3 separate regions of the Homo sapiens genome follow, and regions 1 and 2 are each linked to region 3. Evidence: chromatin contacts called from ENCODE Hi-C data. All regions are on one chromosome and are shown on one strand. The core of a region is the stretch at or near the end of the contact, and the rest is flanking DNA. Distances in the headings are between cores, read along the strand shown.

What was found. Hi-C counts contacts between places; a loop is a spot of excess contacts on that map. Pooled maps may share reads with other maps.
Region 1: a loop to region 3 is called in a map of heart left ventricle, with 7 times the contacts of the local background. The contact joins the enhancer-like site here to the promoter of LINC03052 in region 3. A Hi-C loop is called at or near these places in 5 of 168 maps with a recorded cell type or tissue (Calu3, PC-9, dorsolateral prefrontal cortex and 2 more) and 17 of 50 pooled maps.
Region 2: a map of PC-9 shows a loop between it and region 3 (4-fold over the local background). The contact joins the enhancer-like site here to the promoter of LINC03052 in region 3. A Hi-C loop is called at or near these places in 2 of 168 maps with a recorded cell type or tissue (IMR-90 and PC-9) and 6 of 50 pooled maps.

Annotation. Positions count from the first base shown.
Region 1 is chr2:95,725,047-95,728,978 of GRCh38, reverse strand. No RefSeq gene overlaps it. Among named protein-coding and RNA genes, the nearest start is that of LINC00342, 100 kb to the left of the region's middle. Within about 2 kb of position 1,343, at least 2 of the 41 ENCODE cell types and tissues checked have a DNase peak (open chromatin) inside an H3K27ac peak, as active enhancers do.
Region 2 is chr2:95,680,777-95,684,366 of GRCh38, reverse strand. No RefSeq gene overlaps it. Among named protein-coding and RNA genes, the nearest start is that of TRIM43, 91 kb to the right of the region's middle. RefSeq lists an enhancer at 598-1,098. Within about 2 kb of position 1,631, at least 16 of the 41 ENCODE cell types and tissues checked have a DNase peak (open chromatin) inside an H3K27ac peak, as active enhancers do.
Region 3 is chr2:95,524,373-95,528,233 of GRCh38, reverse strand. LINC03052 (long intergenic non-protein coding RNA 3052) reads left to right here and starts at 1,480. Exons shown (of 1, transcript NR_182300.1): 1 at 1,480-3,361. It also overlaps the pseudogene ANKRD33BP1. RefSeq lists an enhancer at 941-1,070 and a silencer at 1,211-1,500.

The sequences.
Region 1 (3,932 bases), core at 94-2,593, 200 kb before region 3:
ACCAGCCATCAAGCCAGACAAGGAAGTGGGACTTCAAATTTCCCCTACCTAGCCTCAACTGTTCTCTGTTTATGATGGACACATTAATATTCTTCCAAAATATCAGCATCATTTTGAAACTGGCTACAAAATACTTTAAAAGGAAAGATTCCACATGTTCCAGAAATAAAGTGCTTGAAATACTTTTGATGATGAGGATAAAACCCAGTGTTTTAAGAGGAAGTCAGCTAAGGCTGGAGATCTGGAACCCTCTGGCTTACTGATATTTATTGATCAACTACTGTATGCCCAAACATGTTGTGTAATAGTTGATCAGTAACTACTAAGTGTAAACAAACTTTGACACTCCTTACCACAAATAGGCTTTAATAATAATAAACTAGTGAAGTTGGTTGGGCACAGTGGCTCACGCCTGTAATCCCAGCACTTTGGGAGGCCGAGGAGGGTGGATCACAAGGTTAGGAGTTCAAGACCAGCCTGGACAGGTCTTTTGTATTTTTTGTAAAATACAAAAAATTAGCCAGGTATGGTGGTGGGCACCTGTAATCCCAGCTACTCGGGAGGCTGAGGCAGAGAACTGCCTGAACCCAGGAGGCAGAAGTTGCAGTGAGCCGAGATCATGCCACTGCACTCCAGCCTGGGCGACAGAGCGAGACTCCATCTCAAAATAAAAATAAAAGTAAATTCATAAAGTCCTTTTTTTATATAGATTTTTCCCACGTGTTTGGGAAGACAAAATGAACATTTGAAACATGAAGCAGTAAAGTGCTCAAATTTGGTATTTTGAACAGTTAAAAGTTAAGGTAACAGTAGTATGCTGTTGAAGTATGCTGAATGAAGAAGAGAGCAAGCAGCTTGGAGAAAGAAAATCAGAGTCTTCTGCTTCGGGTCTTAGTCACTTTACCTCTGAGCACCTGATTTGGGGGCGAAGCCCCCAGAACCACATATGCTTCATTTTCCTAGTATCTAACACTATCTGCTCCATGCCAGTTCATTGAACAAATGAATCCATTTGTGGAGAGGGAATGATAATAATATTAGCTTCTGTGGCTAGGAGGTTTAAATGAGATAATGAAGCCAAACAGGTTTTGTAACTCATAAAATGCTACAATATATTGTATATTATGATTAAATGCTAATCATACAGCCCAACAATAGGAGAGCCTGAGGCAGGCATGGAGGGGTCATTGTCCACCAGAGACCTGTGGGAAGGCTTCTTAGAGACGGGAGAGGGGCAAAGCTCTGGAGCATACCTCTCCACTTTTCTCCATCACGAGCAGCCAATCGGCATTTAGCAGACTTCAGCAGGCAGCAGGAATCCCCTTGCCAATCTTCATGGAGAACACGGGTTCTCATCTGGGAACAAGTCCATGCTCCAAAGGCCAGAAATGCTTCCCTCTCGGCCAGATTCTCTTCAAATGGCAGAGAGTGACTTTTTCAGCAAATTGGATCTAATAATATTCCTGCCAGGACCCCTCCTACCCCCACCTCACACATTAACATCCTAGGAAGAAAGGCTCTGGAGCCATTCAGAATCTTATTATTGCCACTATAATTATTATAGTTATGACTATGACAATTATTATAAGGAAAATCACCCAAATGTAGTAAGGCAAAAAAAAAAAAAAAAAAAAAAAGAAGGTGACTTCATGGCTATGAACAGAGTTAAAAGGCCAGCAGATAAACAGAAATGTCAATCTCTCTTCTGCCAGGCCACCTCCAAGTGTGTGGGGAAGCTGGGTGTGTATTGCAGGGGTGCAGGGGAACTGTACTATGGGAGGAAGAAGGAAACTTCTCCTTCCTGTCCAATACTTGCCTGTTCTCCTTCCCAAATGTCTCTGGCAGCTCTCATTTCCTCTCCATCCCTTCTTTGACTGCCTGAACTCAGGCCCTCGTCACCTCTTGCCTGTACTATTGCAAGACCCCCCTCGCCCACCTCCCAGCCTCTGGGCTCACCCAGTCTCTCTAGTGTTGCCCCAAAGGATCTTTTTCAAATAGGTGGCATCATGACACTCCTCTGTCAAAACCAGGCGAAGCTTCCCACGGAAAATATGAGAATATATGTGGAAGTCTTCTGCATGGCTTGAAAGGCTTCAGACTGGTGCTATTATTTGCATGTTTGTGTCCCTCAGAAATTCACAAAGTGAAGGTGTTAGGATGTGGGGCCTTTGGGAGATGATAAGATCATGAGAGTGGAGCCTATGGGAATGAAATTAGTGTCTCATAAAAGAGGCCGCAGAGAGGCCCCTCACCCCCCTGCCATGTGAGGACCCTGCAATAAAGTGCTTTCTATAAGTCAGAACACAGGCCCTCACCAGATATCCAATCTGCCTTGATCTTGGACTTCCTAACCTCCAGAACTATAAGAAATATATTTCCGTTGTTTATAAGCCACCCAATCTATGGTGTTTTGTTATAGCAGCGTTGTGTAGCAGCCTAAACATGCTAAGACAACTGGCCACTGCCTTATCCTATGGAGCCCACAGGCAGAAAGACAGATTCTTGGCTCCTGCACACACATCACCCATTCGCATGGTTTATGTCCTCATTTCTCGTAGTCAGTCAAGTTGTTCTCATAGCCTGGAAGTACCTGCTCATCCTACCATCTACCTTTTGAAGTCTTTCAAACCTTGGCTCAGACCACCTGTTTCAAATATTTCTCAATGTTGGAATTATCTTCTCCTCAGCCTCTCCTAAGTATGTTATTTGCATTTAAGATACCCACCCTCAGATTTGGGCTACTAAGTTCACATCTCTAGCTCCCTGAGCCTGCAACCCCTGGGTGTCACCTCCTCCTCCAATATTTAGCATTAGTGAATAGTTGGAGCTGAATAAAAGCCCGGTGAGTTGAAAGTATGTTTTATTGCTTTACCTTGACATGTTCTTGCAATGATTCTGTGGGGCGAGCACATCACTGTGATGACCATGGTGCTGCACATGAACAAACAGAAGCCAAGCAACTTGGCCTGGGCCAGACACCCAGGTGATGGATCCATGCATACAGCCTAGCTCACTACAAAGGAAGCAAGGGTGGACCCACTCAGAGTGGGATACTGCACTGGGGAAGTGCCTGGGGTGACTCCATGAGTCACAGTATATAACATAGTGATTAAGAATCCAGGCTCTGTATCTGAATCTCAGTTTCATCATTTCTATCTGTGCAATCCTGGGGAAGTTTCTTCATCTCTGAATTTCAGTTTCTTTGTTTATAAAATGAGGGTAATGATAGCACTCTCACAGGATTGCCAGGAGTAAATTAGATAGCATCAAATACTAGCATTGAAGCAGGCATATACCAATACGTAGAGTTTTGTTGTGATTAAATTAGCACTAAGAGTATTGAAAAACAACAGAGCCATATTTTTCTTTTGTGCCTGGGAATAGTGAAGAGGAGTCCAAAGTACCATCCCAGGGATGAGGAGGAGAAGAAGAGGGTGGAACAACATCCCCTGGTTGCCTGAGCACATTCCCAAGATACCAGGCCACCCATCAGCATTTCCCAAGCAACAAGTCACTGTCATTTCCTCCCCCATGCCCTGGGAAAGTGCACAAACTGGGTTCATTCCACAAGCCACCGTCTCCTCTTCTTCCAGTCATGACCCTCCCAAGCTATTTGATATGCAAAGGTCCACGTATCAGCCATGTTGGATGTAGTTCTGCAGGCATCTTTAGGAAAACAAAAGATGAAAGCAGCATGCTTGCAAAGAAGTTAGTCAGTGCATGGAAGAGATGCCTTCTTGCTTCTTTGAATCCAGGTTAATGAAAGGTGAATCCAGTTATCCAAGTGGAAGGAAGACAGCGAGAAAAGAGAAAGAGAAGTTTCAACAGTGATGAGGAACCAGGCAAGACCTGCTTCCTAAGTTGCAGCAGAGGCTGAAGAGTTCAGACCCTGGAGTCAGTCTGCCTGTGTTCAAATTTCTGTCCCATCACTT
Region 2 (3,590 bases), core at 382-2,881, 160 kb before region 3:
GTGAAACCCCGTCTCTACTAAAAATACAAAACTTTAGCTGGGTGTGGTGGCAGGCGCCTGTGGTCCCAGCTACTCAGGAGGCTGAGGCAGGAGAATGGCGTGAACCCAGGAGGTAGAGCTTGCAGTGACAGGAGATCGCACCACTGCACTCCAGCCTGGGCAACAGTGCAAGACTCTGTCAAAAAAAAAACAAAACTCTGAATAATGCAAAAGTTAGGAAATCTTGATAATAGCAAAAATTTAGAAACAATCAAAATGAACAAAAATATGTGCCTTGTTAAAAAAAAATCATCCACAGAGCATACAAACCTATAATAAAACACTGTAACAACTTAAAATTTAGTTTTAGAAGAAATATTTAATATGATATAAAAAGGTATTTGCAATTTAACATCGAATGAAATAAAGCAGGTCAAAACAATGTTTATAATATGACCTTGTGTTTTAATACATGTATATTTTGAGATTTAGGATAAATTCCAAATTGTTTATAGTAGAATAACAGGTGATTATTATTTTCTTCTATGTTGCTTATCTCTGTTGTCTCAATGTTTGTTGGAAAAAATAAGTGTATTGCTTTCAAAATAAGAGGGAAAAAAAGTAGTCTGGAAAATTGTTTTCATTGCACATCTGTGGGAGTTGAAAATTGAGCCTAGAGCTTTTAAGACATTCTTGTATTCACGCATCTCAACAAATAATACTTATGGCCTAAGGTAAGCTAGCCCTGTGGTACTGCAGAAAAACCAAAGACCCACTACTTGCCCTCTGACAACTTATAGTTCTGCCACCCAGACAAGAGAAAATCCTTGTCTGGGTGACAAGGATTCAATCCCTGCCTTTGAGGTGAGAAATGAGGGCTCACCTCTGCCAAGGGCCTCTGAGGCTTCCACAGCTCCTTGGACTGAGGTTGGAGCCAGCACTGCCTTCTGTGCCCTGAGGGTCCCAGGGGATCAGGGTGTGGCTGAAGTAGTCTGGGCCTGCAGCTACTTCCTCAAGTCCACTCTCCCACCCGGACAGCCTGTCCCACTGCCCTTGGACACCCACCTCGTCACACTCTTCTGTTTCTCCCCTTCCCATCCTCTCTGTCAGGTTTCTTCCAGGCCACCTCCAAAGAGACCTGCTGCTCCACCCCCAATCTGTTGCTTGTGCCTTACTAGAGGTTTCTACCCTTTTCAGCGCCACATCCCAGGGAAGGAAGAAACATGCTCCAGGGCTGGAAGTTTGTCTTTGAGGGGAGGAAGTTCCCTGGAGTCTGCAGCAGATGGGGGAGGCCCCAGTGGGGCGCACGTGGATGCATTTCTGGGAGGAAACCAAGTACCATCCGCTCTCGCTCGCTCCCTTCCAGTGTTTTCTTCCCCCGGCGAGTCTCTTAATTTTACTCATTTATCTTAAAGAGCTCCGTAAGCGCCGTGGGCTCTGGTACGGGGTGGGGGGACGCACGGGGCCTCCGACACCCGACCCCCACGCCTGCTTCCCAGAGGAGCCGTCCAGCGCGGACCAAATCTCATTTTCCTACAAATAGTTTGTCAGAAGCAGGAGGGCAAGCACTAAACCACGGAGAGCGAGAGCGGAGAGAGAACGGGGAAGACTGGCGAGGGGAGGGCGGGCCCGAGGGGGCGGAGGGAGGGTTGGCTGCGCAGAGGGAGTAGCGCGAGGGAGGGTGCGAGCGGCGGGGAGGGGCGCAGGCCGGGGAGAGACAAACGGAAAAGGAGGGAAGGAGATCGAAGAGACAAACAGGAAAACACGAGGGAGGATGAGAAAGGGAGAAGGAGCCAGGGGAGTCCAGGGAAAGGAAGCAAAGGGAGAGGGAGAGACTGAAGAGAGGAACGGAAAAGACTGGAAAAGATAGCAAAGGGTGAATCAGGAAGCAGAGAAGGGGAAATGAGAGGAGAAAATGAATCCAAAGAGGATGCGAAAAAGGAGGAAGGAGAGAGGTCTGGTAGAGAGGCAGACCCGGAAAAGGAACGTGGGCAAGGGGGTGCTCCATGTGTCCTGAGCCCCCTCTATGCCCTGAGCCACAGGGGTGCCTGTAGTCTGACTCCTTGACCCTGTCTTCCCCATCCTTATCCCTGCTGCCTGCTCTCCGTGGACTGATGCAGGATGCAGATAAGGATGGGCTCATCTTGGTCCACTGTTAGCCAGCCTAGGAGACAGTCATTGCAGTGTGTGTGTGTGTGTGTGTGTGTGTGTGTGTGTGTGTGTGTGTGTGTGTGTGTGTGTGATGGAGACAGGGAGGGGAACCTGCATACCAACTATTATGATGAAGACATGCGTCCTTAAGCAGGCTACTTCACTCTTCTGAGCCTCAGTTTTCTGATCTAGAAAATGGGAACAATAATCTCTCTTTGCAGTCTTGGGAGAATTGAAAGAGATGACCCACAGGAAAAGAATCTACCACAAGGTGAAGGCTGTTGGTTAGGAAACGCAGCCTCCCTTGAGTTTCTGTGTGGGTGAACCTGGCTCCTGGGGCCCCACGTGGGAGTGCCAGGCTTCAGAATCTGCACACTGCTTCACCACCCCCGCAGCCTGTGATCCCAAGCCAGGCCCTCTGATCCGGCAGCTGTCAACACAAGCACACTCCAGTGCTTTCTGCTTTGCTGTTGGCCTCCCTCGGGAAGCTTTGAACACTAGTGAGATCATCATTGTCAAACTCTCTGGGCTCTGGTGCAAGGGCAGTCAGATAAGGAGGAATATGACGTGCCAACCCTCCTCTTTGGTCCCCAGCCCCCAGCCTCACCCTGCTGACCTCTGGCTCCTGCTTAGCTCAGGAACTGTGGGCTCAGAACAAAGTTTGAGGTTCTGCTTCTCTGATTCACCCCTTTCTCCTTCCTGATTACTGGCATGGAGCCAGGCACTGCAGGACAGAAATCAGGTAACTTTACAGATGGGAGGAATGAAGTGGTGCTTGTAGGGGCCTATGTTGTGCTGGGCACCAAAGTAAACTGCATGAGGACAGGGACCTTGTCTGCATGGCCCACAGAACTATCCTAGCACAGTGCTGGCACATGTTGGTTCATGAAATGAATGAGTCATTTGATATTGTGAATATGCATTCACTTATTCACACCTTATGACTAAAAAAAAAGCTGTTATTCCATTTTATGGAAAGGGCAACTGAGACACAAAATCACAGGAAGGAAGTGATCAAACCAGGGGTTGAATCCAGAGCAATCTGTCTCCAAAGCATGTGTTCCTTCCGCTGCAGCCCATGGCCTCCAAGCATCCTGCCCGTCGATGCCTGAGGCACCAGGGAGTTAGGAATGGCAGAGACCCAAACCCGTGATTCCTGCTGGACCTTCTCCTTCCCCTTAGATTCTGGAGAGGGCACCCCATAGAGCACTCCATTTGAGGTGGTCCCTTCATTTCTGGGCTCTTGCCATTGGCATTGTCCTCTAGCTCTGGACTTCAGGCTATGCCACTCTCAGACCCTCAGCCCTGGCCCCCTTCCCTACTTGGAACTTTGAAGATGAGGACACGTGCCTCAGAACTTCTCTCACCTCAGCTCTTAGGACCCCAGCCATACCTGCTCTGTCCCCCTCCCGTCTAACCCCCCAGCAACGTGGGCTTCCTCTGGGGACCTCATGTCCAAC
Region 3 (3,861 bases), core at 231-2,730:
TTAATTCTAGCAATACAGACATGCCTATCTCTGCATTGTTTTATAATTTGACGATAAATGTTTTTCCTCAATATATGACTGTATTGGATAATACTTTTTAAAAAGATACAATAAAATCTGATCTCTCTGTCTCACTTGATCATGTGGCTGAACCAGTCAATCCCTCCATCAAATAGAAATATCCGGCATCACTTAATCTAATTAATAAAAACATCCACCCATGATGAGAAGACCAAAGCAAACAGCCCAAAAAGGAGAGAATCCCATGATTTCTGTGTAAAGTCCTACAGATATCATAAATATTTATTGCTGGAAACAGTGTTTTAAATAAAAGGTCTTCAGGTAAGTGTATAAAAACTTCCTTGGATACAAGGGACCCTATCACTTGTAAAACTTGGCAAATTGGACAACAATTAAAAATACAAAATTACACAGAAAATATCCTTTAATAAATTGATTTTTTTTTAATTGAGACGGAGTTTGGCTCTTGTTGCCTAGGCTGAAGTGCAATGGCGCCATCTTGGCTCCCTGCCACCTCTGCCTCCAGGGTTCAAGCGATTCTCCTGCCTCAGCCTCCCGAGTAGTTGGGATTACAGGCATGTGCCACCACGCCCGGCTAATTTTGTATTTTTAGTAGAGATGGGGTTTCTCCATGTTGGTCAGGCTAGTCTCAAACTCCTAACCTCAGGTGATCCGCCCGCCTCGGCCTCCCAAAGTGCTGGGATTACAGGCGTGAGCCACCGCGCCTGGCCTAATAAATTAATCTTTAAAAAAATCTTAATTGAGGTTCTCTAAAGGGAGCCTTTTAGGGAACATGCCCCCTAGGTGTACTGATTGCTAGGGTGGCTGGTGTGAAGCGAATCGATGTGGCTCCCCCAGCCCCTTTCTGGGAGCATCCTAGAGAGACAGCGTGGAAACGCGCGCTGCCCGGTGGTCCCGAGAGCTGCCATGGTGCCCAGCCCCGCGGCCTCACCCAGCCCTCAAACCCCGTGCCAAGCACCCGCGGACTCTCACGTCCTCTTCTTCCAGGGCGGCGGGCGCTTCTCCTGCACCTTGGCCTGGCGCCTCTTCTCGGCCTCCTCCGCCTCCCGTTTCTCCTCCTTGGCCACCTTGTAAGGCCACTTGGGTATCCGCAGGTGGCCGCTGCCTTTATGCTGCCCTTCCGCGCCGGCCTTTTGGGTTGGAAGGTGGGCGCGGGCACCTTGCTGAGGCGGACCTGGGCACCACCACGCTGGGCCCCAAGCTGCTCTGCTGCAGGCACTGCAGGGGCAGGAGGCTGGCCGTCCGCGGGGCGGGGGCGGCGGAGCCCCAGGACCCCGGCAGCCGGGCAGGTGGGAGGCCGGCTCTTGGGGAGGCCTTTGTGGAGCCAGCGGCCGCTAGGCCGAGCGGCTTATGCTACTCTGCGCCCTCCTCTTCGCCCGCCTCCTGCGCCTGCCTCCCCCCACCCCTCGCCGCGCCGCCGGAATTTCCTGCGCCGCCAGGATTTCCTGCACCGCCAGCCGCCTCTTCCCCCAGCACAAGGTGCTCTCGGGGCACATAGTCTGGCACGCGAGGGCCCCGGCGGGGCTGTTAGAGGCTCGTGGTCATCCTGACCATGTGGTCCAGGGCGCCCCGGTCCTCTGGGCCCCGCATGGAGCGCGGCGTCAGCGCGGACAGCTCGCAGTCCCTGAGCCTCTGCAGGCAGTTCTTGGAGCCCTCGGGCTTTTGCGGCCTCTCGGGGAGCGGCGGCAGCTCAAGCTGGTACTTTTTCCCCAACAGCTCCCGGCAGGGGCGCTCCAGGAGCCTCTGCATGAGGCGGACGTATAAGTGGCCACTCCTCTGGCGACATCCCACGGCGGGGGCCCTCGCGTGGACACCCGCCCCTGCTAGCTCAGGGCTCCGATGCGATCCGTTCGACCCTGCATGGCGGCTTTCAACCCGAACGCGTCCCTCCTTCAAGATCAAGACCCTGAACGTAGTTCAACAAGTAGTTGGTGATGATAGCGTGCCCTGACTGGGCCAGGATAGCCTCTTTAGTAAAACAGCCACGAAAGTCATGAAACAGATGCTCAGCTCCTTTCTTCATTTTCACTTTAATTCGGTGATGCCTCTGTGTCTGTCTGACGACATCTCTCCTGGGGTCTGTGATTCTGCTGATGGTCTTCAGTGCCTACTGAGAAGGGTTCCTGGACATCATCAGGTATGAAAACCTCAAAGCTCTCGGTCCTCAACGTGAGAACCCTGGGCCAGCGGCATCAGCCTCACCAGGAAACCTGTTCTTCTGCTCATTCTTGGGCCCCACCCCAGGCCTATTCAAAGAAAGACTCCAGGGGCAGGGCCTGGCAGCCTGTGTTTCCACCAGATCTGTGTTAAAGCTCAAATGAACCAGCCCACGTGATGCTGACCAGGAAGCACAAGGCTGAGAGCCAGTGTCCAAGGCAACGGTGCCCATGGGGCCAGAGGCAGCTCCTGCCTGTGCAGCTGTATTTAGGGCTGCGTTCCCCTCCCTGTCCTGCCAGTTGACGTCAGTGTGGGGTTACTCAGCTAAGGCCACCACGGTATATCCACAAAGCCGTGGTAGCAGGCGACATTAAGGCTGGTCCAGCCATTGTGGTCAGTCTCCTGCGCCTTCTCAACGCTCACCCCTCGCCGCACCAGCGTCCGCAGCAGCCCCATGCCTCCTGGACGCCCTCCTCCGGGACGCTCTCCAAGCCCTCGACGCCGTGCTCCTCCTCGTCCTGGAAAGGGTACAGAGTCGTCCCAGGCTATGCTGCAGGTGTGGGGCCCTGGAACTCTTTGTAGTCAGCGCGGTCCTCCTCGACCTGTGCGCCTAGGAGTGGGGACGGCGGTGGCGGGGTCATGCAGCGCTCCCAGCCACCCTGCGGCCGGGTCCCAGCCAGCAGCACCATGCCAGCGGCCGGAGGCGTGGGCTGGGGGCCGGGGCACCGTCCCGGAAAACCGGGCGCGCCCCAAGGTCCCTGCTTCTCGCTTCCGCGTCCCCAGAGAAGCCGTAGCTCCCGCCCCCAGCCCGGCAGAAACCTCCTTTCTTTACATTATTAAGTTTGTTTTCATTTTAATTTTCTTAGGACATTGATAAAATCACTTTCGGATTTTTGAGATTAAAAATTAAATAATTTTCATCTTTACCCTTTTTAAATTTTTCACACTTTATTTTAATGCTTTTATTCTTTTGTAAATTTTAATTATTGTAATTTATATCTTCAATTATTATGGAAGAATTTTAGAAAAGTCTTTTCACATAATAAAGACTAATTAATGAACTATTATTTATTCTCTCCTCTATCTCAAATACGGACTTTAAACTTTTAGAACACTTTTTGTTTTGAGACTCTTGTTACTTATGTGACATTTTAACTATTCACTCTTCTAGTGAATTTTTAATGTCATTCAAAGGGTACATCTTTCTACACTGAGAATTAAACAAAGTTCTCAAAAATATTCTCAGATAATTTAGAATTTCACCTTCCACTGGCATGTTAAGTATGTTCTCCTTCCCTTCTAATGCATATTTTCCTCACACGTCCTCATGTTATACTCCTTATTCACCCTCCATGCAAGAGGTGATTTTATTTATTTATTTATTTATTGAGACAGAGTCTCAGTCTGTCACCGAGGCTAGAGTGCAGTGGCATGATCTCGGTTCACTGCTATCTTTGCCTCCTTGGTTCAAGTGATTATCCTGCCTCAGCCTCCATAGTAGCTGGGATTGCAGGTGTGCACCACCATGCCCCGCTAATTTTTGTATTTTAGGTAAAGACAAAGTTTTACCATGTTGAACAGGCCAGTCTTGAACTCTTGACCTAAAGTGATCCACCTGCCTTGGCCTCCAAAAATGCTGAGATTACAAAAACAGCAACTAAA